Regions from separate parts of the Mus musculus genome. Here region 1 is linked to region 2. The links are chromatin loops, found by intact Hi-C in ENCODE. Cell type or tissue: left cerebral cortex. All regions are shown on one strand. Each heading gives the region's core, and the rest is flanking DNA. Links, peaks and the distances in the headings are about the cores only. Region 1 holds the start of Degs1 (delta(4)-desaturase, sphingolipid 1). Region 2 has its middle 16 kb from the start of Gm33725.

Region 1 (12,539 bases), core at 1,700-9,699, 150 kb before region 2:
TTTGTTCCCCCTTGTAAGTAGGACTGAAGCATCCACTCTTTGGTCTTTCTTCCTCTTGAGCTTCATGAGTTGTTTCGTGGGTATTCCATGCTCTTTGCCTAATATCCACTTATCAGTGAGTGCATACCATGTGTGTTCTTTAGTTACCTCACTTAGAATGATATTTCTAGATCCATCCATGTGCCTGCAAATTTTGTGAAGTCATTGTTTTTAATAGCTGAGTAGTACTCTGTCATGTAAATGAACCACATTTGCTGTATCCATTCCTCTGTTGAAGGACATCTGGGCATATACTCAGAAGATGCTCTAACATGTAATAAGGACACATGTTCCACTATGTTCACTGGGTCCCTCTTGGGCCAGGAATTTGAGCAAAAGTGGTGGTCTCACCTGTGCTCTCAGGTGTGTCAGCACTCCTAGGAGACCAGTTCTCTCCCAACAGAATTTCTCATTTGGACTTTTAACCCGAAGTGAACTACAATACAGAAATGGAGAGAAGACTTGTGATCCAGATCTTAATGCCAGAAGACATAGGCTATTGATCCAGATCTTGAGGAATAGTGGCCACAAAAAGCTTTGGCCCAGGCATGGTGTTACACACCTTTATTACCAGGAGACAAAGGCAAGCAGATCTCTTAATTCAAGGCCAGCCTGGGACAGAGAAAGTTCTAGTTGAAGAAAAGCTTAAGTCAGGGTATGGTAATACAGGCCTTTAATACAAGCATTCAGGAGACACAGCTGACCCGATCCGTGGGTCAGTCAACGAGGTCTGCAAGAGAAAGAGTGGAGACGGAGGGGCAAGAGACATGAAGAATAGAAACAAGACTGTCTGCTCAAGTCTCAAGTCTCGTTTATTGGAAGGCAACTATGGGTATATATAAGCACAAGCTGGGGAGTGCAGCTGGAGACACTTAACCACAGTCCAGGATGTATAGGAGAAAGACAAGATGTTATCAGAGTGTGTTCAGCTGTGGGGGGCTTCTTGCAAAAACATCAGGCTAGGAAAGCAAGTCTCTCATCAGGGTGGAAAAGGACCACCTGTAAGTAACTAGCCCGCGATGGCTGCAGAGATGACAGCCGCTTTCTGCTAAGAGTTGGCTCCCATGCAGATCTCTGAGTTCAAGGTCAACCTACAGTGCAAATTCCAGAACAGTCAAACATAGGCAGTGAAGAAGTGGGAAAACAGGAAGCTGGTGATAATGTAACAGAACAAGGGAGTCATGTTGCAGTTCCAGAAAACAGCAGAACTCAGCAGCTTCAGCCATGTGACTCTGCCTTTTTTTTTTTAAGATTTATTTATATGAATGCATTGTAACTATCTTCAGACACACCAGAAGAGACCATCAGATCCCATTACAGATGGTTGTGGGGCACCATGTGGTTGCTGTGAATTGAACTCAGGACCTCTGGGAGAGCAGTCAGTGCTCCTAACTACTGAGCCATCTCTCCAGCACGGCTCTGTCTTTAGATTCATGAATATAAAGGACTACTGAGACAATTGATGCAGGTTAGCTGGAGCTAAGAAATTTGTGGTGATTAGGAAGAGACAGGAATCACTGAGGTGAAATCTTCTAAGATATGAAGATATGTATCTGAAAGTACAAAGAGGCTATGTTCCAGAGACAGCCAAGGTTGGACTTCATGCTAGTAGCTGAACTTGGTAATGTGTAAGAGCCTATAGAGCAGCTGAGGCTTGGCTCTGTGAAAGGCCAGGGAAGACCATTGGTGAAGGTACAGCCTCAGTTACAGTTGAAGGCCCAAAAGGAAGGGGTCATACAAAAAAAGTTGAGGCTTGGCACCATAGAGGGAACCTATGAGGGGCTATTGGTGAAGCTTAATTGCAGCGGTAGACCCCAGCATATTAGAGATGCCAGTACCATGGGATGGCCCCTAAGAAGAATGGCATTAGTAGAGTGGAATCAAACAGAGCCTAGAGTGCTACAGAGGGCAGAGCTGGAGATGTGACTCAAGCCCTTTGGAGGAGCCCAGAAGATAACATGTGGATCCCAGACATTGGAACAAGAAGCTGTAAAGTTGAAGTTGACTTGGGGACCCCAAGATATTAGAGATGCCAGAGCTGAGGGGTCTGAGCCAAGAAAAGCTGCTAACAGAGACTGGAGCCAGCCCAGGAGAAAGAAGTTTGTTGCAGTCAACAAAGATGAAAAAAAGAGTTGGAGATTTGAAGACCACACTTTCACATCAGACATGGAGATGCAGAGTTTGGAGTTAGTCATCTGGTTTCCTGTCTTTGGAGATTATAACTAAGTGATTGGATGAATCTCAGAAGAGACTTTGAACTTTGGACTTTTACATTGTTGAGACTGCTATAGTAAACTATGAGGACTTTTGAAGTCGGACTAAATGTTTTAGCATTTATTCTATGACTAGGTATGGTCCCCATAGACTCATGTGTTTGAACAACCTTATGGGGTGTAAGTGGGGGAAATATAATGGTTTGAATGTGCTTGGCCCAGGGAATGGCACTATTAGGAGGTGTGGCCTTCTTGGAGTAGGTGTGGCCTTCTTGGAGGAAGTGTGTCACTCTGGAGGTAGGCTTAGAGACCCAACTCTGAGCTTCCTGAAAACAGTCTTCTCCTAGCAGCCTTCAGATGAAGATGTAGAGCTCTCAGCTCCTCCTGCACCATGCCTGCCTGGATGCTGCCGTGCTCCCACCTCGATGATAATGGACTGAACCTCTGAACCTGTAAGCCAGCTCCAATTAAATGTTGTCCTTATAATAGCTGTCTTGGTCATGGTGTCTGTTGACAGGAGTAAAACCCACACTAAACTAGCATATGAATAATATTTTTAAAAAGATTTTATGCTGTTCTATTCCACTAAAAAGGCTGGCTCTGGAGTTGAAATTGGGCCTGCCTGCTCCAGGTCTGAGCCTGTTTGTATAAAAGTTTTCTTCGAAATCCTTGTCCTGACTCTGTGAAGGAAAGTAAACCAGAGCCGCCCGGGGAGAAACCCGACGTGCTTGAGAACCGCCAAGAGGTAAACAATTTCCAGCCGAGGTCCCCAATGGCTACATGCAATCACAGATGTTTAACTCTGAGTGCCCTCCTCTCCTTGGTTTTATTTACTATCTTTGAAGCTTTTATTGAGATATCTTAGGGAATAACTATTGAAATGTACAGGGTGGGGTTTTGTTTGTTTGTTTGTTTGTTTTGTTTTTTGCATATATCCTTAGAATACTAGAATTTCCCTCAATGCTATCTGGAAATGGATCTGTTCCTTAGGATGTTCCTCCGAGCCCCTCTGGGTCTATGGGTCTGCCTCTTCTCGTGGGTAAAACTCTGACTTCTTGCTCTGAACCTAAAGGCAAGAGCAGCAATTACTTCCTTTCTGCAGGACATCCCTATTTTATAAAGCGTGAAGATTTATAAAGGGTGAGAAGATGAATCTGATTGTTCCCAGTCCAGCACTGCTGGTGTGGAGCCTCCACTGAATCAGGGCAGGGGGCGTGAGAGGAGCACTTGACTGCTTGGCTCCACCTCCCTGGAACTTAGCAACTGCAATTTGGACTCACTGGCAATCTTATCCCTCCAGGGAGATTGTAGTTCTTGGCTGAAAACTATTGGGGCTGGTCTGGTGGCTGCTATGTATTCCAATGCTAAAAGACTGTATCTCAAGATCTGGTTGTCCCCAAGAAGAGCAAATCCTCAAGTTCACCAATTTTTGTTGTATGAACCTTGCCTCTTAAATTTAAGAGTTTAATCTGATTGGTTAATAAAGATGCCCACAGCCGGCCGAGCAGTGGTGTCCTATGCCTTTAATCCTAGCACTTGGGAGGCAGAGGCAGGCAGGTTTCTGAGTTCGAGGCCAGCCTGGTCTACAGAGTGAGTTCCAGCTAGGACAGCCAGGGCTACACAGAGAAACCCTGTCTCGAAAAACCAAAAAAAAAAAAAAAAAAAAAAAAAAAAAAGATGCCCCCAGCGTGGGCTAGGAAGAAGAGAGGGGACAGAGAAAAGGTCCCCAGGCTTGGGATGTCAGGAAGGAACAAGGAGGTGAGATAGAAAGAAAGGGGGTCGCCATGGGGAAGCAGGAGCGTGAACGCATGGGCATGCGGGTTACCTGAAGGAACAGGACATTGCCTGGGATGCAGACTCTGTTCTGTCCAGTGGGGGTTGGCTCAGATGTCAGGGACAGTCACTCTCCTTGCTGAGATTCAACTTTTCTGAGATAAATATTTACATATTTTTCTGTGTATTCCCAGAACATTTCTGGAGACTTTTTATTTTCTCTCTCCCCATTCTGGGGGCATTGTATATCTTCCATCTGTGTAATGCACACATTTAGAATGCAGATGTACGCTCTATTGATCAGCCAGGTTAAACAGGGCAGGCTGTTTTCCCTGAATAGCCAAGATCTGTTTAGCCCCCATTCTTTGAGAAGACTTCCTCTGAATAAAGTCTACAGTATTTTGCAATGCAAGTATTTCCAACCTGGAGAGACCAAAGGAGCTGCATGCATTCAGGGTTTTGGGGGGTCCAAGGGATCAAGTTTGAAGTCTTCATAATGCCCAGACTGGAACAATACCCAGCACCATCAACCCTCACTACCTTCACCCCACCCCCACCCCCCACATGCTTAGAGTCTGGCACAGAGCAAAGCATTCAGGGAACCTTTCTGCACAGCCAGTGGTCGGCCCACTGTCTTTTCCCCCAGTTAGATATGTAAGAAGGCACGAAGACACCTGTTACAGATCCCAGAGTCACACCCAGTTCTGTATTATAGTTCTGCTGAAGGCACTGGGGTGGAGGGGAGGGGTGTTCAAAGAGCTTCTTATACCTCCACTCTGGAAGTGAGTTTCTTAAGCATGCTGTAGTGTGAGTTTGTCTGGAACAGTTGGCTGACTCTCTTCTAAAGGCCCCTTTGTTGTTGACAGCTTGGTCCTCAGCTCCTTAGGAAGCAGAACCTCGTTGATCTAGTTAAAAGTCTGGAGTTTCAAGCAAATTCTTGAAGGGATTATTAGAATCTCTGTCTCTTTGTGTCTCTGTCTCTCTTTGGGTCTCTGTGTCTGTCTGTCTCTGTCCCTCTGTCCCACTCCCCTTGCTGGCTGTCATGACAAGAGTCTCCTGGGCTGTGTGCTCCATGACATGCTGTGCTTCAGCAGATCAAGGAAGAATGGCTGAAAGCTGATGGAACGGTGAGCCACAATAAATTTCTCTACTTAGAACTGAACTCCTCTGTCGTATCTGTTACAGAAAAGACACATTTCCCACACTACCCCGGACAGTTTGCACTCACCCGTGGCTGCTGGTTCTCAGATCTGTTCCTCTGGATTTTCCTGCCCTGTGCTGCAGAAAGGCAGGCCTTCCGTGAAGTTTTTCATGGTCCCCCCTCAGCTGGATTCAGTCTGTGTTTGGTTAATGGGAAAGAAAGGGGAGCGAGAAGAAACCAGGGGTTTCTCCCATCCTCTCCCTGCGCTAACTCCTCCCAGCAGGCCCTCTGTGGCTCTGCTGTCACTGGGTGGTGCTGAAGTCCTACTGTCTCCTACTGAGGAGGAGGCCTTCCAACCCAGGGACAGTGTCCTCTCTGTCCCTTGTTTGGCTCTCAACCCGTCAGCTGCGTAATCCGCATGTTGTAATAGATTCCTTGTGTAGTAGATGAGTTTTGAGCAATGTCCTTCTGTTTTTCTCTAGTTAGATTATGACGGAGATTTTACAACATTCCCTGTTCTGCTAAATTCTTCATTTCATTCTTTTCTCCTGCTCTGCTGCCCATATTATCCTTACCAGTTCTTAGAAGCTCGTGTATTTTATCATGATTTAGCGTGTGTGTGTGTCTGTGTGTGTGTGTCTGTGTGTATGAGAGAGAGAGAGAGACAGAGAGAGAGAGAGAGAGAGAGAGAGAGAGAGATCCATGTTAGAGGACAATGTGTAGGTGTCATTTCTCTCCCTCCTTCCACCAGGAGAGTGTTGGGTATTGAACTCGGGTCATCAGGCCTGGCAGCAGGCTCCTTTGCCTACTGAGTCTTTTTTGCCAGCCCTTCCTGATACGAGTCCTTTGTTGACCACAGCATGAGAAATATCTCCCCACACCTTATGGTTTGTCTTGACTTTCCTTTGAAGTCCTGTTCTTCCGCAGTCTTGCTATAGAGCTGAGGGTGGCCTTGAACTCCTGATCACACGTCTACATTCTCAGTACAGGGGGGACAGATGTGCACTGCCAAGGGTGGCTTTCACATCCTACCTGCAGGTGATATCAGGATAGCATAATACTGTTCCCGCTGTGAGGCATTTAACCACTTGCTCTGGAATGAAGCCATCTTTTGATTACAGCAGAAGAGAGACAACCAAGGAGGGTAAGACAGCTGTGGAGTTCATAGATAACTGTGATGTCCACCTTAGATGTCCACCTCTATAAACCCCTCCTTCAGCTCCCTTCCACATGACATGCTGTTTGGCTCTAAGGCTGCCTTCTTTCTCCTACCAGTCAGAAGTAAATTCATTTACTCTAAGTATGAATTGAGTCTCAGTCTTTGGTCTTTCCCTGAGGATTTGAACACCACAACTCCATCAGTGACCTTCGAATAGATGGAGTGTTACCATTTTAACCTTGTGTAACCTCAGTTACATAGTGGCTTCATGGCCAGTGTGTGCTACATGAGACCCTGTCTCAACAACAAAACAAAACAAAAAAAAAAAAAACAAATAAAATCCATTTTTGAGACATTTGTATTCTAGGCTGGCTTCAGACTTACTAAATAGCTGAACTCGAACCCCTGGTCTCTCCGGAGCACCCAAGTGCTGGGATTGCACGTATGTGCCACCATGCCTGGCTTACAAAGTAGTTTTGTACATGAGTTTCCACCAAGTTGTCTTGCAAAATTCTTTTATTTTATTCCGGAAATGCAGTTGTTAGATTTCCTACATTGATGATGTCAAAGACAGTTAATTTTTATCAAACCAATTTTCTGGTTTTTGTTAAGGCCATCATATATATTTTTTTCTTCAACATACTTTTCCCCTTACACGGAGGGTGAATTGGGAGACAGAAGCATGAATAATTGTCTGGCTTTCTTGGGAAAACAAGAGAGTGTGAAGCTTCCTGGGTGACCCTCTTACAGTATGTAGATTAAGCAGTTAGATGAGCAACTAATTAATTGTTAAGTGAAGTATCTAAATCCACAGGCCTAAAGACCAACTTACAGAAGGCTGTTGAACCCCTCCTGGATAGGTAACTCAGCCAAGGGAAGGTGTTCCCCAGAGGCCAGACCCCCAGAAGGAAGAAAGAGGACTGTATGGGAGATAGGTTGGTGTGCAGACTCAGACTGGAGAACGTATGGCACACAGGATGCCAGCAGGCGACTGGGATGTAAGATGCTCTCAACTCTCTACAGGAGCAGTTCCCATAGGCTAATGCTTGCCAGTGTCATTATTAGATTTCAACTGAGTGGCTTTTGAAATGACATAAAAATAAACTGCTTAGCCCACCCTGGTGCGGCATGCTATAAATTTCAGCACTCTTGAGGCAGGCTGTCTCTGGGAGTTTGTGGCTAGTCTGATCTCCACAGAGGTTCCAAACCAGCCAGGGGTACATGAGACCATGGCTCAAAAGAAATACATTTTGAAAAAGAAGAAAAAGGAAAGGAAAGGAAAGGAAAGGAAAGGAAAGGAAAGGAAAGGAAAGGAAAGGAAAGGAAAGGAAAGGAAAGGAAAGGAAAGGAAAGAGGAGAGGAGAGGAGAGGAGAGGAGAGGAGAGGAGAGGAGAGGAGAGGAGAGGAGAGGAGAGGAGAGGAGAGGAGAGGAGAGGAGAGGAGAGGAGAGGAGAGGAGAGGAGAGGAGAGGAGAGGAGAGGAGAGGGCAGCTGGGTGGTGGTGCACACCTTTAACCCCAGCACTTGGGCAGCAGAAGCAGGAAGATTTTTTGACTTTGAGGAATTCCAGGACAGCCAGGGCTGCACAGAAACCCTGTCTCAAAACCAACCAACCAACCAAACAAACAAATAATGGAAACATTTAAATTATATGAAAGAGAGCTAGAGAGATGGCTTATCAGTTAAGAGCACTGACTGCTCTTCCAGAGGTCCTGAGTTCAATTCCCAGCAACCACATGGTAGCTCCCAGCCATCTGTCATGGGATCTGATGTCCTCTTCTGGTGTGTCTGCAGACTGCTGCAGTGTATTCACATACATGAAATAAATAATTCTTTTTAAAATTATATGAAAGAATGTGTCAAGTTCACCGTATGGCTGCTGGGAGACTTCTGGGAAAGCTATTTCTGTTTACTCCAGATAGAGAAACAGCAGCAACCCAAATAAATAATTCTATCCAGCTTGGCGCATGTCTTAGTGTTTCTGTTGCTGTGAAGAGACACTATGATCAAGGCAACTCTTATAACGGCAAACATTTAATTGGGGTTCAGTCCATTATCATCCAGGCAGGAAGTATGGCAGCATCCAGGCAGGCATGGCACTGGAGGGGCTGAGAGTTCTGCATCTTGTTCTGAAGGCAAGCAAGAGAAGATTGACCTCCAGGCAGCTACCAGGAAGGTCTTTCAAAGCCCACCCCTCACAGTGACATACTTCCTCTAACAAAGCCACACCTACTCCTACAAGGCCACACCTCCTAATAGTGCCACTCCCTGGGCCAAACATATTCAAACTACAACAGTGCACCAACAATTTCTTTGGTGATACTTACAGGAACATGAGTATCACCGGCATCACCAAACACCCAACTCCAGTGTGAGCTTGCATGGCTGGAGTCTGTTGCCCAACCTGCAGGCCGCTATACCCCTAAAGAGCCTTCGTTGCTCCAGGCCCTAGGCATATGTGTGTCAGTCAGAGGCCCTGTCATGGACAGAATTCACTTTCTGCTCCAGCCTTTTACAGTTTTAGGCAGTACCATAGCATAGCACAACACAATATAGCTAGAATATGTATTTTACTTCAGTTGTCTTATTTTCTCCTTTAGTGTGAACCTCTGGGAGAAAAGCACTATTATAAAAAATCATAGGGGTTTTGGGTTTTTTTCTTTTTATTATTTATTTGTTTAATTTATTTATTTGGTGGTGGTGGGTTTTGAACCCAGCATCTTACTGGGCACTTTATCATTGAACTCTGTCTCAAGTCTTTTATCTGTGTTGGGTGTGTGTATATGGAGGAGGCTGGGTTTTATCGGTGCACTTGCTCTGTAACCAAGGCAATCCTGGAACTTGTGATCTCTGCCTTAGGCTTCTGCTCAGTTGGGATCACACACAACTGGGCTAACATGCCCGGCAAGAATTTCTTAATACCTTCACCTACCCAGATGATACTTTAATTAAATAGCATCACATCAGGGGCTAGAGAGATGGTTCCGTATTTGAAGAGTTCCTACTGCTCTTGCAGAGTTCAGTTTCCAGCACCCATGGAAGGTGGGGTGTCTTTCAACGGCATGTAACTCAGCTCCAAGGGATCTGACACCCTTTTCTGGCCTCTGAAAGCAACTGCACCCAGATAGATAGATCTTTAAATAACATCACATCATTTTAACCCTTCAGAATAAATAAGACTGATACATCACAGCTGGCTAGTTTATCCTTTAAGTCCCTGTTAATTTGTTGGTTTTTTTTTTCTCCTTTATTAGAGAACACAAAATTCCCATATCGTTTCCTACAGTGAGATCTTGCTGATGGTATCCCATAGTTTAGCAGATTCCTCTGTAGTTTGTAGTTTTCTATACATGAGCAGTTGTACTTCCAAGACTTGTCAGACTTGGATGTCTGTCTCTCTGTGTCCCCACCTCTCCCGTTGTGGTATGCATGTGCAGTGGTGTGTGTCTGTGTCTGATTTATACTCATGACCACTTGGCTTCTTTAGGAAAGTCATCTGGTCTGCTAATCCCTAATCCTGTAATCTTAATCTTAATTAGCAGTTCCTTTCACTTCCAGGCTCCACGGAGAAGCCAGGGCTCTTAGTCCATCCACCTGCTCGGCCCGTGCTCCAACTCTGTGCCACACCTCTAATCCCTAAACCTCGTAAGTGAAGAAATGATAGGCATTTTGAAATCAAATCTCCCCTGCCTCCCACAGGAAGTTGCGGGTGATCACTTCTGTGACACGGGAAGATGCATGATTGAGCAACCATTAGTGTAGGGAAACATCAGAACCACCAACTCCACCCCATCTCTCCCTTCCCTTTTCTTTACTGCATTGTTCAGACAAGTCTGAAATTCCACTGGGAGGCAAGGGCAGGCCCACCGGCTGGAGGATAACCTAGGCTAGGTAGTGAGAACCTACTTCAAGAAACAAAAGCAAACATATGGGGCGGGAGGGGTGAGGAGGGGCGAAGACGGGAGAGAGGGGAGAGAAAAGCAAAGAGAAAAAAAAAACTTTTTTAAAAATTAGATTTTAGTTGCCACACACTCCAAATCTCTGGAGGTTTTAGTTCCAGAAGGCAACCAAACAGGGCTCGACAGATAATTTGCTATTAAAAGTTAAGCGAAATATGGGCTCGTTGCCACTTAATCAAAGCCAGTGATCTTCCGAACTCAAGGAGAGGTAGCCACCCCATGTACTCCACCCACTGAGGCGCTAAAGCGAGAGCCTTATCCAGCCGCAAATCTTTCCTTCTCTTTTCACCTTTTCCCAGGCTTCGTGAGCCTACAAGGTTCTTGGCTGCCGACCCAGGTCCCGCCCATCGCCTCCCACGAGGGGCGTGGTCATTGCGGGGCGTGGCCTGAGGCCCCGCCTCTGCCCGCGTCCCCGCGGCTTATCGACTAGAGCCGGGCCTCGAGCTGCCGCCGTCCGGACACGAGCCGGAGGCAGAGCGGGTCCACAGGCCGCAGCCATGGGTAGCCGCGTGTCCCGAGAGGAGTTCGAATGGGTCTACACGGACCAGCCCCACGCCGCCCGGCGCAAGGAGATCTTAGGTGAAGACTGGACCCCGTTATGTGCGCGTGGCCGCGTGCGGGCCCTGAGCGGCCTCCCGTGCGCGCCGTGCGAGCGCGGCCTCCGCGGCCCCTTCCAGCCGCTCCGCTGCTTGGCCGCCGGCGCGGGCTCCGGGCGGGCGGGAGAACCGAGGGATGAGGGATCAGCGCGCCGCCGCTCGCTGCTAGCCCTTCGATGGTCATGTGTTGGAGGCCTCCGCCGGCCTGTGAGCTGAGGGTCCCCAGGTAGGGCGATCCGGACTCGCCCCTCCTGCTCCGACAGTCGAGGGTGACCCCCGCTCCTGGTGGAGCGGTAGGCTCGAGCCCGGACGCCTGCTTGGCTCAGGGCGTGGTCCAGGGGCATCCCCGGCCCCGGGAGCCTCAATCACGTGGTCCAGTCAGCTGCAGGCCTAGCGGGGGACCAGGTTCGGGTGACCCTAGGCTTCCCAGACCGGATGGCTCCTGTGAGTTTTTATTCCAGTGATCTGCGGGACCGGCTGCATAGGAAAGGCGCGCAGCTTAGCCTCCCGGACCTTAGGACAGGCTAGGCCTGATTTAGGAGAGTATGGGGGGCGGAGGGGGGGTTTCCACGTGAGATAGAGAGGTCTCTTATCCCACGTAGGCTGCTCTTAAGAATAAGGACAAATTGTTGGGTATGAGCTTTGCATATATGAACCAGTTCAATTTTTCCTTTCCAGTACTTTGCCTGAGCCGGCATTTTAAAAGATGAAGTAATGTTTAAGAAGATTCCAACATCTTCATAATTAGACTGCAGCCAAAGAGTCTGCCTTTTTTCTTTTCTTGGTGCTAGATATAGAAAGTTGTTTTAGTTTGTTTGTTTTGATTTAATTGAGAGAATCAATGAAAGGCCTTTTAATATGAGGAACTGCCTCATATCCACCATTTTCACACTCTTTCTTAAAAATATTTGCCTAATGGGGGAGGGGGCGGCGAGGCCCTGGTTTCTGCAGTAGTTGCTAAACTTAGACATTACTTGTTTCGCAAATCAGAGTGACTAGCTGCCGTTCAAATGGACTTTATTTTTCTAGTGGAATTCACGTTCAGGGGATCCCTGGTGCTAGTAAGTTCTCTACCATTGAGCTGCACCCCTGACTTCTGACCTGGAACTTAAATTGAGTGAGCCTCAGTCATTATCACCAGCTGTGCTGTCAGGTGCTTTGGGCTCTGGGGTTTCCGTATAGTCATTGCCTCTGCCTCATTACGGTGATAAATGTCTGCTGCTCCAGGGAGGGAGGGAGGCCTTTGGCTGCTGGCTTATCGGTGCTCACCGGTGCTTTTGGGTGTGTGGGGAGGGGGGAAGGGGGAGGTGTCTGGTGAAATCATGCCAGAGGGGTTTGAAGGAAAAAAGCTGATCCCCCTCATGTCAGCCTGGAAGCTGGGGGGCAAATGGAAACGTCCTTTGGGGCCTGCTTTCAGTGCACACCTCCTCCTATGCCTTTTATTCTGAGTCCTTTGAGGGGTTAATATGTTGATAAGGTCAGAACATTCAGGATCCTCACTGTGACCAGATCTGCCAGCTGGGGTCCAACCCTTTAATATGTGCGGTGATACCACATTTTGCTTAACATTCCTTTGATAGACATTTGAGCTGATACCCCCTCTCAGCTGTTTTTAATAGTGTTCCTTTGAATGTTCATGTACAGGGCATGGATTCGTTTT
Region 2 (12,539 bases), core at 1,946-9,945:
CAACAAAAACCAACAAGAATTCCTTCACAATTAAGAACCGTCTTCCTCTCTTCTGGAATCTTCTAGGAATCCACCAGAAACCTGATTCTACAAAGAAAGGCATGCACCTCCCCCCGCCCCGAAAATCCCTTGAACAACTTTAATGGCATCTAGTTTTATGTGACCAAGTTATAATTCCAACTGAGCTGCCCCTGAAGCCTCACAGTCCCAGGTGTCAAAAGGAAAAGGGGAAAGCAGTCTTCTAAGATGTCCCTTGGGAACCACACGTACACATGCTTACTGCTGTGACACTCCCTTGGGGAGCCCACACTCACACTTGGGTGAGTCTTTCTTTTTTCCTTACCCCACAATGTCCTAGCCTCAGATATCTTTAAAAAGATCTTCAACACTGCTTCAAACTGCCTGGGCCTGAAATTCTTTTTTTTTTTTTTTTTTTTTTTTTTTTGGTTTTTCGAGACAGAGCTTCCCTGTATAGCCCTGGCTGTCCTGGAACTCACTTTGTAGACCAGGCTGGCCTCGAACTCAGAAATCCGCCTGCCTCTGCCTCTGCCTCTGCCTCCCGAGTGCTGGGATTAAAGGCGTGCACCACCACGCCTGGCTTAATTCTTTTTTGCATTGAAGCCACCAATCCCAGTTTGGCCTGAGTGGAGGCTCCTAAAACATTAGAGGAACTCTTAAGGTTATTCAGGGTGACAATGTGTAGCCCTGTCTCTGTCCCCTCACCGCTGACAGCATGCTCAGAGGTGAGGTTTACAACAACTCAGCAAAAAGGAACAGGGCCATGGTGGCAACATTAGGGTAGCACCTATGGACTCCGCGTTTGTGCCTGTGTTCACAGTTTGCATTCTTGGCCCCCAATGAAAGACCACCGAAGGGAGACCCTCACTCAAGTCTCGGGATAATAGTGGACCCTCCAAGAACTCAAGAGAGACTAAACTTGATGCAAACCACAGGAGGCTTTATTCGGGGAAAGCCAGAGCTCTGGGGACGACTCATATCCCATGCAGGGGTAGAAGAGTCGATCCCGAGGGGGAAGGGGTCCCAGTTTTTATAGGCCCTCAGGGGGGGGGGGAAGGAGAAGAGGGGAATAGGGGATTTCCCAATCTAAACAATGTCTATTCTAAAATGATTTCTCAAGAAATGGGTATGGGAGGGGTACAAGGAAAGAGTCTGGTGCAGATGCACCCCGGATTGGCCCCAGCTGTGGTTGCTGGGGAGATTTTCTGACTCTTTCTCAGCAACCAATATCACAAACACCTGGCAGTGAGGTGCAGCAGTGGGCACACACATGGATTCAAGGAACGGTCAGAACATTGGCAGACACATGTGTTCAAAGAGCAGCCAGAGCATTGTGCACCTCTATTTTTCTAAATCAGTGAAGCTAGTTCTGCTAACAATTAAATCTATTTTGCCAGTTTCAGGGCTTCTGTGACCTTTTACATTCTGTCAGGATCTTTCAGGCCATTAGCAGCATCTGGTCTTCATTAGCAAGCGGGCTGTGACGGCACACCCCTTTGATCCCAGCACTCGGGAGACAGAGGCAGGTTGTGTGGTCGAAGCCAGTCTGGTCTACAGATGGAGTTCTAGGACAGCCTGGACTGTTACACAGAAAACACCCTGCTCAGGCCTCCCCCTGGTGGGCTGTGGGCTCTGTTTAACTCGAGGGAGTGCACAGCCCTGTGCATGCTAACAGAACTCCTGCAGGACATCCTGACCACACACACACATAGAGACACACTCACACATACACAGGCACACACACTCACATATACACAGGCACACACACACACACTCACACACATAGACACACATATACACAGGCACACACACTCACACACACACACACACACACAGAGACACATAGACACACACACATATATACAGCTCTATATATACACACAGCCACACATGCACAGACACACACACACAGAGACACAGGCACACATGCACACACATATATTCATACACATTCAAAGAAGGGGAGAGGAAATTTCGTGAAAAATTACCAAACAGAAAATCCTTTAACCTGATAGCCCCTCAGTAGGCTCACAAGCCAAGAGGGAGCTCTAACTGGGTCATTGGAAGTCCGTGGGGATTTGTTTCTAAAATCCAGAAAGCTTCCCCTTCCGTACAATTTTACTATAACCAATTTAGAATGAAACTTAACCATGAGCCATCCTAACAGCAGCTCCAGGGTACACATAAGCAAGAGCTCTCAGCACTGCCCAGCCTGGCTCAGGAGCTGTTCAGGACACAGCAGCATACTAAGCTGCTGAAGACACGTGGCAGGCCCTAGCCTGCCTGGGCTACACTTCATCCTTTCTGTCACGTTCCACATGAGAGCCCACAATTCCGGTCCCTTTTCTGGTCAGATGCCCCTGTTCCTTCCTCCAGGCAGTGCGGAACAGCAGGTACACCATCTGCCAACCATCCTTGCTTTTGTCCTAGGAGACCCAGAACATGAAAGTGGGTTTAGCCACACCCTCACACCCTAAGTTCAAATGCGGACCCTCAGAGGACAGTCACTGAGAGCCTGATTCTCAGTCACAAAGAGGTCCTCCCAAGAGATCAGAATTCGTATGTGCTGGGTTCATATTCAACTTGAAAACAAGGCATTTCCTCACATCCTGCCTTTGAAGCCTGAGTGGACCTTTCTGGAAACCAAGGGGCCAGCTCCCTTTCGACAAGACACCGACTCACTGCTGGAGCACCTGGCCCCACCTCTGAGCTGAAAAGAATCAAGGCCCAGAGAGCACCAAGGACCTGCTCTTCTGTCTCTGATTCCCATCAGATAAAAAACAAAACAAAAACAAAAAAACTGCATCTCTAGCCAGGCGGTGGTGGCGCGCGCCTTTAATCCCAGTACTTGGGAGGCAGAGACAGGCAGATTTCTGAGTTCGAGGCCAGCCTGGTCTACAAAGTGAGTTCCAGGACAGCCAGGGCAACACAGAGAAACCCTGTCTCAAAAAACCAAAAAAGTAGAAGAAGGAGGAGAAGGAGGAATCAACAAGTTAATATGTAACATATAGTTGGGAATAAATTAGAGAAGAAATAATGCTGTAGTCAAAGGGTTTTTGAGTGTGCCCTAAAAAGGATAAGTGTCAGGAACTGTCTTCTTGGAAGCAGCAGTGTGGGGGGGGGGCTGCATCCTGTTAAAATTGGGGAAGCATGCTTCAGGGGAAATGTCAGGCAGTGAGAAGCAGGAGCCTAGCCAGAATGTGGTCAGTAACCATGAGAGCTAAAACAGCTCAGAGGGAGAAACGGTGCTCTCCTTTTAGTTGGAGTGTGCTGTAGTTTGGATCTTCTATGTCCCCCACAATGGCCACGTCTTTGTTTGAAAGCTTTGACCTCAGAAGGTAGAGCATTGTCCCGTGGTACTGTCGGAAGTGGTACAACCTACGGGAGGTACAGCATTGTGGAAGGAACCTTGGCCAGTGGGAAAATGAGGATGTTGGGACCCTGGCTTGCATGAGGGGAACAGCTTAGCTCCACCACTTGCTCCCATAATGCACTGCATTCACTGTTTCCCAGGCACCGTAAGTGCTCAGCTAACATATCTCAGACCTTTGAACAACTCAAGGAGTGAGAACCAAGCCAATCCAAAGCTTACAGCTACACAGAGGCAAAGAGAGGTGATTTCCTTTCCACCGGCCTCAGAGTGATGGTAAATGATGAAGCTAGAGCTTCAACCTTTCCAGAGCCCCCACTGACAGCAATAGCTGACTGTAGAGGGGTTTGGATGTCTGTCCACAACATAATGTAACTCCTGGGCCTTAAGCGACTTTGTCTCTGTCTCCAGCAGGCGGCGCCAAAGCAAGGAACAACTATGCACCTGACCCGCCTACGCTTGAAGTTTGGCTGAAAATGGAACTGGCACCAAGTCAAGATCCGTGTTCTTTCCTTCCCTGGATCCAAATAGAATGCGCCAATGGGAAGAGAGATCCTGGCTCCAAATAGAATGCACCAATGGGAAGAGAGATCCTGGCTCCAAATAGAATGCACCAATGGGAAGAGAGATCCTGGATCCAAATAGAATGCACCAATGGGAAGAGAGATCCTGGCTCCAAATAGAATGTGCCAATGGGAAGAGAGATCCTGGCTCCAAATAGAATGCGCCAATGGGAAGAGAGATCCTGGACCTGCCTGCCTGCAGTGAGTCCTACTAAGTCACAAAGCAATAAAACTCTGTGTCTTTGAATCCATTTCCTTCCCTGCATTGGAGGGAACCCAAGTCCCCCAAAGATTAGACGACCTGTACATCGTAAGCGCAGAGAACTCTCCACAAGTCAACCTATCTTGGATCAGAAAACTAAGAGTGGTAGAGCCGGAATCTCACTCACCCAGGTTTAGTCAACCTGAAAGAGCGTGGTGTTTTCCGAAAGGCGTGGTCGTGTTGTGATGGAGCTCTGTGCGGGTGCTGTGGATAGCGGTAGAGGTGAAGAAGGGGGAGGCGATGTCATGGTTGGGGTTTTAGGTTTTTTGCTTGGTGGTTTGGGTTGTTTGAGACGGGGGTGTAAGTTCGTCCTCAGGCTACCCTCAAACTCAAGGTCCTCTTGCCTCCACCTCCCAAGTCCTGCCCTCCCAGACCCGGTGAGCTGAGCTGTTTCCGCAGTTGCATGCTCCCACCGTGATGTTCTGTGCTCTCTGAAACAAGGAGCATAAACAGACTGCCCTGCCTTACAAGTTGATCCAGTTCAGGTATTTTATATCAGCGAACCTGGCTGACAGAGCCACGTTGGTCTCTCATACAATCTTTTCCATTTCAGTGACAGAATCTTTCAGTTATTACATGGGATATTTAAAAGTTCAATAGCTGATACCAGAGCTTTAAAAAAAAATTGTCAAGGTTCTGTCCTGTGGGAACTCAGGACTTTATTTAATTAATTTTATTTATTTATGTAATCCCTCCATGATTCACATTCCTCTTGCTGTAAAAATGATGGTGGTGATGATGGTGGTGGCAGTGGCGCAGAGTGATGATGACGACGACGATGACGACGACGACGACAACGACAATGGTGCTAACAATAACAATTCCTATCTCTTGGCACTGTCGGGGGTTTAGCTGAGTTAACAGGCTGAAGCTCTGAGTGATAGAGGCTGGCATACCACCGTGCCACCTCTGGCCTTGATGATCAAATCAATCCTCAAGCGAGTTGCTCTTGGAGGGTAGAGAAGGGGTTTATTCACCCAGCTGTTTGTTTTGGTGTGATTCCCAACCTTGTGCTGTTCTCCTGCTCCTCTCGTTCGCCTCTCCGAGAAAGTGTTTGCTCTGACATCCTGGTCTGCTCCCAGGATCTGCCCCACTGTCCAGGTGGTAAACATCCCACAATGTTTGTGACACACGACCCATTCCTCTAAGGTATTGATGGCACGTATTGGGAAGAGAGGGTGCGTCAGAGAGGTGTTCTAGAGGAGGCCATTCGGGCCTTGGTACTGTCTCCGTGGGGAGAAAGGAACCTGGGGAGAGAAAGGAGGAAGCACAGAGCGCGGACTTGGCAGCTAGAGAGGGCACAGGCACGGTGACACACGGGCCACTGAGCCCACTGCCTCTGTGCGCTAGCCTCGAGGGCTAGGGTGACTGATGAGACGGCCAGAAGCGGAGATCCGGAGAGGGCTCCAGTTGGGACTGTGGACTAGAATGGCTGCTACGTGTTCCTGGTGTTTCCTCACAACATGGCAGTCATTGACTTCTTCTGTGGTGGCTCAGGGACCCAGTATGAAAGGGATTGAAGTCACAGCCAGTGAGCATCATTTATCATCCAGGACTACGATCCTTGCAGCTCTGGCTTTCTGCCTTAGCAGTGGAAGCCAGCAGGCGCCGGCCCAGATACAAACTCAGAGGGCACAGAGAATCCCTGGCAAATACGTTGCTTTACTGCGTTCTGAAAGTCTCCGACCCACGGTCATGTCTATCCCGGAGTCTCTCTGGCCAACCTGGCCCCACTGTACCCCATCCTTCCTGCCCCTGTGGAGTTCCTAGAAGACACGCAAGCCAGATGAGTCCCCTGTGTCGTCCCCCCAGTGTCCTGTTACTGGGAATCCCAGCCCTCGCTTCCTCTAGGGTCTGCATGAGCACACTCCTCCCTTCCAGCTCCTCACCCTATTGTTCTGGGGAATGGCACATCACCCACTCTGAGGTCTCCACACTTCTGAGCTTCCTCACCAAATGTTCCTCTCCCCCAAATTTGAGCACAGTGACCCTGTGACCTTTAGGGATCAGCTTGGCTCTCCTTCACAGATCTAAGTGAGATTCCCCAACACCCAATGTTCTCTCTCCAGGACTGAAGTTGTGTGTGCTCGCTTACTGGTTTATTGTCTGCCTCTTCAGTGGCTCCCTGGGGAAGAATTCTTACCTTCCTTGTATCCATGGGGACCACCACAGTGCCTTGCATACCTTGGTAAGCCATAAACAAATGCATGAACAACGGCTTCCATATGGAAGGTAGTGGTGTGTGATTGTAGCTCAGAAAGACATCTACCCTCCTTCGTAGTAGGAAGTAGGAAAAGCAACATTGTCCAGTGTTAGGAGCAGTTTTCCAGTCTGGCTCTGCCGCCTGGCAGCTAGTTTTGGAAAATTCACCTCCCAGAGCCTCATTTGTTTCTGTTGTTGTTGTTTTACTTAAGTCCAGTATCTCATGGCTGTGTCTTGGGTTGCTCTGGGAACCCTGTCTAGAGTGAGGATGGGCTGCAGTTCCTGCTGTACCCACTAGGTGGCGATATAAGTGTGTTCTGAGCCCCACCCGGGGCCCCAATCTGCAACTCAGAGCCTTGAGGGAGCAGCTCATTTGGAGCAGTCACCTGGCTTATGCCAATGCCAAGGGCGGTAGCTGGATCCGTAGGAGGCTTCTGCCTCAGAGGGCTCGAGTGGAAAATGGCTAAGGGATGGTCACCCTGTTTAGCCAGAAGTTACTTAGAAGGAGGCCCCTTCCTGATCTTTTCTGACTCCAGAATAGCTTTCTGGCCGCTGATCTATCATTTTGTAAGCGAGCCAAGGTTGGGGTCAAGCTGCACCGGTCTTCCAGCACCGTTACAGCCACGAACCCAGCTCACCTCTCCCTCTCTCCAGCTCAGTGGCTCCTGTTCTCCCTGAGACTTTCGGGTGCCCCACGCCTCAGGGTGGCTGGATGCCTGCCCTGCCCTTGCCAGGTGGGCTATGCTAATTTCCCCAGCCAGCCTGGCCAGTGGGATCAGCATAGCCCAGCCCACGGTCCTAATCGCCCAGCCTGGACTTTGACTGGGGAAAGGCAATACTGCCTGGGCCAACCTCTTTCTCAGCTTGGGCAAGATCTGTCTCAGACTGAGTCAAGGCAGTTCCTGCACCTTGGAGCCTGTGTGCTTCTGCAAAGTTGGTTTCTCTTGGGAGTGAGACACACGGGTCGCCAGCCACTGGAGAAGCAGGTGGGCAGGTGGGGCACCAGCAAGGTCACAAATGTCCTCAAAGGCATAAGGCCCAGGTTACATACAGCTTCACCGACATGGGCAAGGGACCTGCCGTGTCTCCAGAAATAGGGATTCACAGGGACACTGTCACCCAAGTCTCCTTCTCGCAGGGACCCTCCAGTCCATAGGAATAGTAGGTCTAGCGGGAACATGAGCCAGGACCCCTCCCTGACCCCCAAGGCTCAGCACCCAGAACCAGAGGGGAACTGTGAGCACATGTGCAAATGGTTTGGACACACATGGCAGCCACAAATGACAGGTGTGGCCAGTCTACCACAAGAAGGGGAGTTCACAAGCGAAAGCATACGCCATCTTTCACAACAATGACGCCACTCATTCCCAGTGACCGTCAGACTGAGCCTGTCCACAGTCTCTTCTACCTCTTTCTTCGACAAACATCAGAATAGAGAGAGAGATACTTTCAGCCCAGGGAAACAAGCTCTTTGAGGACATCCCAACACTGGAACCTGGCAGCAGAGGCTGCTGGAGAAGGCTTGAAGCAGCCCTTGGGAGGTGGAGTGGATGGCTCCGAAAGGCAGCCTGTACACGTTTGCATGGCCAGTCTTCCTCTATGCTGGGGTGATTGTGTGTAGAATGCTTCAGCCATGAATTGAAGTGCTGGCACTAAGGGACCATGGTGGCAGCTCAGATACCACAGTTCCCCCCACCCCAGGGGGCTGCTTGATTAGCAGTGAGCCCAACCCTCCCAGAGATGAGAGATGGGGTGGGTCCCCCTTCCCACCATCTTTTATTTTCCCAATTCTGACTCCAACATGAAAGATCAAGTACACACACTCAATCAAGCATGCACATGTGTGCAGATGCACAGTGTATTTGCACACACACACACACACACACACACACAGTTTGATACAGCTTTACAAATCCAGACCCCAACAACCTAGTGGGAAGAGAGTGGCAATTCAAGTCTGTAGAAAATACAGATGAATAGGATTTGGCCAGACAGAGCAGGAGACACTACAATCACATTTTAAAAGATTTTAATGTATATGAGTTTTTTACCTGATATATGTAAGGACATTGTATGAGTGCTTGCTGCCCTCAGAGCCCAGAAGAGGGATTGTGAGCTCCTTGGAACTGGAGTTATGGATGGCCGTGAGCTGTCATGTGGGTGCTAGAAATAAAACCCTGGTCCTCTGAGAGAGCGGCAAGTGTTACTCCTGAGCCTTCTCTCTAGTTTCACAACCACATTTGTTAAAATATTGTATATTAGCCGGGCGTGGTGGCGCACGCCTTTAATCCCAGCACTCAGGAGGCAGAGGCAGGCAGATTTCTGAGTTCAAGGCCAGCCTGGTCTACAAAGTGAGTTCCAGGACAGCCAGGGCTACACAGAGAAACCCTGTCTCGAAAAACAAGACAAAAACAAACAAAATGTTGTATATTATTTTTCATTTATGTGTATGTGTGGGGGGTTGTGTGTTTGTGCATTTTGGTGCAGTGCTCATGGAGGTCAGAAGAGGGCGCTGGATCCCCTGAAGCAGGAGTTTAAGCTGATAGACAGCAACCTGACATGGATTCGTGGATCTGCTTTCTGTGTTCTGTCACCTCACCTAGGTCAACCAGGATACACGCTCCCAATCCCCAAATCTTCCTGAGTCCTCTGGTCAGGGGCAGCCCCACGCGGCATTCTGAGCCCAGGACTGACAAGAGCCGTCTTTCGCCATCTGCCTGCTCCCCGAGTCATCATATATTACCGCTTTATTGCTACAGACGATTCATTCTCTGACCCGTTAGCTTTTAAAGGGCAGATTTAAAAGAATACAGTTCGTGCTGTAGTCTCTAATAAGGTGACATAAATACACTCAGATGACATGTGTGGGCAAGCCAGAGGCAGAGGTCGCACAGGCTGATGGATAGAATCTTTGGGTTCATTTCCTCTATCCCCAGGGCATTATGGAGCTGAATGTAAGGGCTTCCATTTTCCCCTCAGTGACGACACCATCCTTTATGGAGTTCATCTGGGGGCACTTTAGGGCCATTAATCTTCAGGGCAACCTGACACTCGATTCTAGGGGCTACTGGCTAACAGATGGGGGACTCCCTTAGGGTCCCCAGCTGAATGAAGAGAGGGTTGGAGTCTGTAAGGCTACACATCTCAGGTTCAAGGTCTGCATCTGTGAGTAGGTGCTGACGGCATCTGCCTGCCCTTCACATGGGAACTCAAGAAGTTCCCGCCCAGTTAGAAGGTCACTGGAGCCTGGCCACCATCCTGGCTTCTCGAGGCTGAGCAAGTTCGGTATGACCATCATCATCTGCAAGCCAGCTATCTGAAAAAAACACCCGTGATTCTGATGTCGCTTATAAATATCCCACAGGAGCCAATGCGGTGTGAGGAGACTGTTCCCAGGAAACAGCTACTTAGAGGGAGCCTGCAGGGCGGGTGGGGCAATGACCCAAGGCCTAGTTTCTTCTGAGAGCTGTCTAGGAAGTTGCACATTCCTCTGAACTTCACCGTCATCGCTGCCGCAGCCTCCTCCTCCTCTGCTACCTCTGCTTCCCTGCTGCCGCCGCCGCCGCCTCTGTCGCCGCCGCCACCGCCTCTGCTGCCCACCATCGACAGAGCCTGAGCAGGGGGAGTCTCGCGCAGCTTGGGCTTTGGCTTTCAGGGTTCTTTGCTCAGTCTGCCATCACGGCTGGTTCCCAGCTTCAGTTGCCAGACTCTCAGAGTGACATGTTTTAACTGCTCATTAACTGTGGGCTTCAGAGGCAGTGACCCACTAGAAAGGGAGATGATGTGGGCTGGAAGGACACCGTCCTGTGCTGCCCTCAAACCCTGGGTTCTAAGTGGGGCCTCTCGGCCAATGGCTTTTCTTAAAGCCTCAGCACACCTACTCATGTTGTCGTCGTCGTAGGAGATGGTGTCTGCCACTGAGGCTGAAAATACTGAGACAGCGCAGGGAACACCTTGTAAGAGCTTACTAAAGAACACTAGCACACACACATGCACACATACACACATGCACGCACACATGTACACACACAACCACCAAGTGGGGTTGCTGTATTAAGTCCTGGAGGGTAAGCATACCTTTTTTGAATAAGCATTTTCTTTATTGGTATGTGAGCGTTTGTGTGGTGGTTGGTTCTTTTCTTCCACCACACTGGTTCTAGGGGCTGAACTGAGAGCATCCGGCTTCACCTTTACATGCTAAGTCCTCGGACCAGCCCCGGAGCGTCCTCCTCTAAGTGCTTCAAGGGAGAAAGGCTGAGTGAGACGCTGGCCACTGGTCACATGCATCCATTTAATAGGCACTTTTACAAAGCACTTACCATGGGCCAGGCCCTGAGGACACAGCAGGATGAAGTGCCTGCCTTCAGGACTTGACACTGTGGAAGGTTGGTGGGAATGGGTGGCCAGGACAGACAAGTTTAACATGACCGGACTGCGGGGAAACCAAGGCATGAAAGCTGCTCTCTGCTCTTCCCAATAGCCCATGATACCATCAATGACAGCACTTCTGCTGTCACCACATAAGCGGCTGCTGTGTCCCAGGGGATGCCAGCTATTTATTCTCTGGAGAGGAAATGGAAGCTTAGCAAGTGACTTGGCCAAGGCCAAGGTCCCTGGAGGTTGAAATGGATCCCGGATTCATCCCTTTTATTCATCCTTCATGCGTGTCAGCAGAGCAGGTCCTGGTACTGGGACAGGACCAGTCCAGCAGGGGGAAAGCAGCATCGGCAGGCCTGAGTGCTCTGGAGGGAGGGAGAGCCAGATGAGCAACCCGGGGCTCCAGGACATTTGAGAAGGTCCCCATCCACCTCCTGCATCCTTTCCGGCCCCACATGCCACTTCTGCCCCAGACCCAGAACCAGTGTCCTGCTCAGCCCTTCTGTCTCCCATCCAGGCAGGGCCCACCTTCTCTCTGCAATGCAAATACTTCTCTTCTGAATCCCTTTTGCAAGGGAGAGACTGAGGCCCACTCTGCAAAAAGACAAAGTGGCAACAACATACTTTGTCCCCACCCAGGGCTCTGTCTCCTGCGCCTCCCTGTCCAGCACTGCGAGTACTATAAGTCTACAATGGGGGCCACAAAGAGGTGGGGAGACAGGCGTCTACAATGGCAGCTGACAGTGAGGTTCATGACACAGCTCAGTGGATAAATGTGCCTGCTGCCAAGCCTGACAACTTTTGTTCAATTCCCGGGGCCTACATGGTGTAGACAGCCAACTCTTCCAAGCTGTGTGACTTCCACACACGCCTGGTGGTGTGGGCATAGCGACACAATACACAACCACAATTAAATGCAATAAAAATGTTACTACAGTAATAATGATGGACATTTGAGCAGGGCTACTATGTCAGGCAGGTGCCCACTGTATGCCAAGCATGAGGTCTGAGAGTTCTATGCCACAGTAGAGTCATCAGCCAGGCTACCTGAGCCTGCGATTGGTGTTCCTAGAGTTCAAAGCCTGGCTATGCAGTTCAGAGCCTGTGCCCACCCACCACCTGGGTTCTGCGTGTGTCTATGTGGACTGGTCATATCTGACAAGCAGCCCTTTGTGCCTAACTCCCCTACTGCCCAGGTGACTTCCTGAGGGACAAGGGTGCTCAGGCACTGTCAGAAGTGGGTAGTCAGAGGGAATCTGGGGAGCCATTGCTCAGCTTTCCTATATACAAATATTTTACCATCTCAGGTAAGACTTGAGTGTGTGTGGATTTTGGTAACTGAAAGTGCAGTCCCACAAGTTCCAAAGGACAACTGTGATTCAAAACTTCAAAGTTTCTCTATAACAAAAGATATCTGTGATAGCCTGAATAGCCCAGAAGATTAATGACATCCTAAGCCCTAGAACCTGTGACCACATCTTTATAGGCCAAGACGAACTCATGATCAAGAGGCAAGATTATCCTGGGGCTGTCCTGGGTTGGCACAAGTGTCTTTCTAAGGAGACAAGGCAAAAGGAGATCAATGTGAGAACAGGTTTTAAAAAAAAATGTCAGTGCTGTGACACCATGAGCCTGTGACTGTGTCACAAAGCTGGGAGAGAAGGCTCAGTGGGTAAAGATGTTGTCACCAAACCTGATAACCTGAATTCAATGTCCACTATCCACATGATGGAAGGAAAAAAATCAA

What was found. A loop is a pair of places that touch in the nucleus more often than their neighbours do. Peaks named below come from ENCODE experiments on the same cell type or tissue, not always from the same donor. Only the 100,000 strongest peaks of a DNase experiment are listed, where the experiment ranks them.
Region 1: it touches region 2 in a loop (2.3-fold over the local background); 4 of 42 quality-filtered maps call a loop at or near these places.

Annotation. Positions count from the first base shown.
Region 1 is chr1:182,280,945-182,293,483 of GRCm38, reverse strand. It overlaps Degs1 (delta(4)-desaturase, sphingolipid 1), which reads left to right and starts at 10,683. Exons shown (of 3, transcript NM_007853.5): 1 at 10,683-10,862. The coding sequence starts at 10,781. In left cerebral cortex, for the core only: a CTCF peak has its summit at 5,470; a DNase peak (open chromatin) is centred at 5,420; H3K27ac peaks cover 406 bases.
Region 2 is chr1:182,134,763-182,147,301 of GRCm38, reverse strand. No RefSeq gene overlaps it. Among named protein-coding and RNA genes, the nearest start is that of Gm33725, 16 kb to the right of the region's middle. In left cerebral cortex, for the core only: CTCF peaks have their summits at 3,792 (motif pointing right), 6,502, 6,704 (motif pointing right) and 8,920 (motif pointing right); a DNase peak (open chromatin) is centred at 6,713.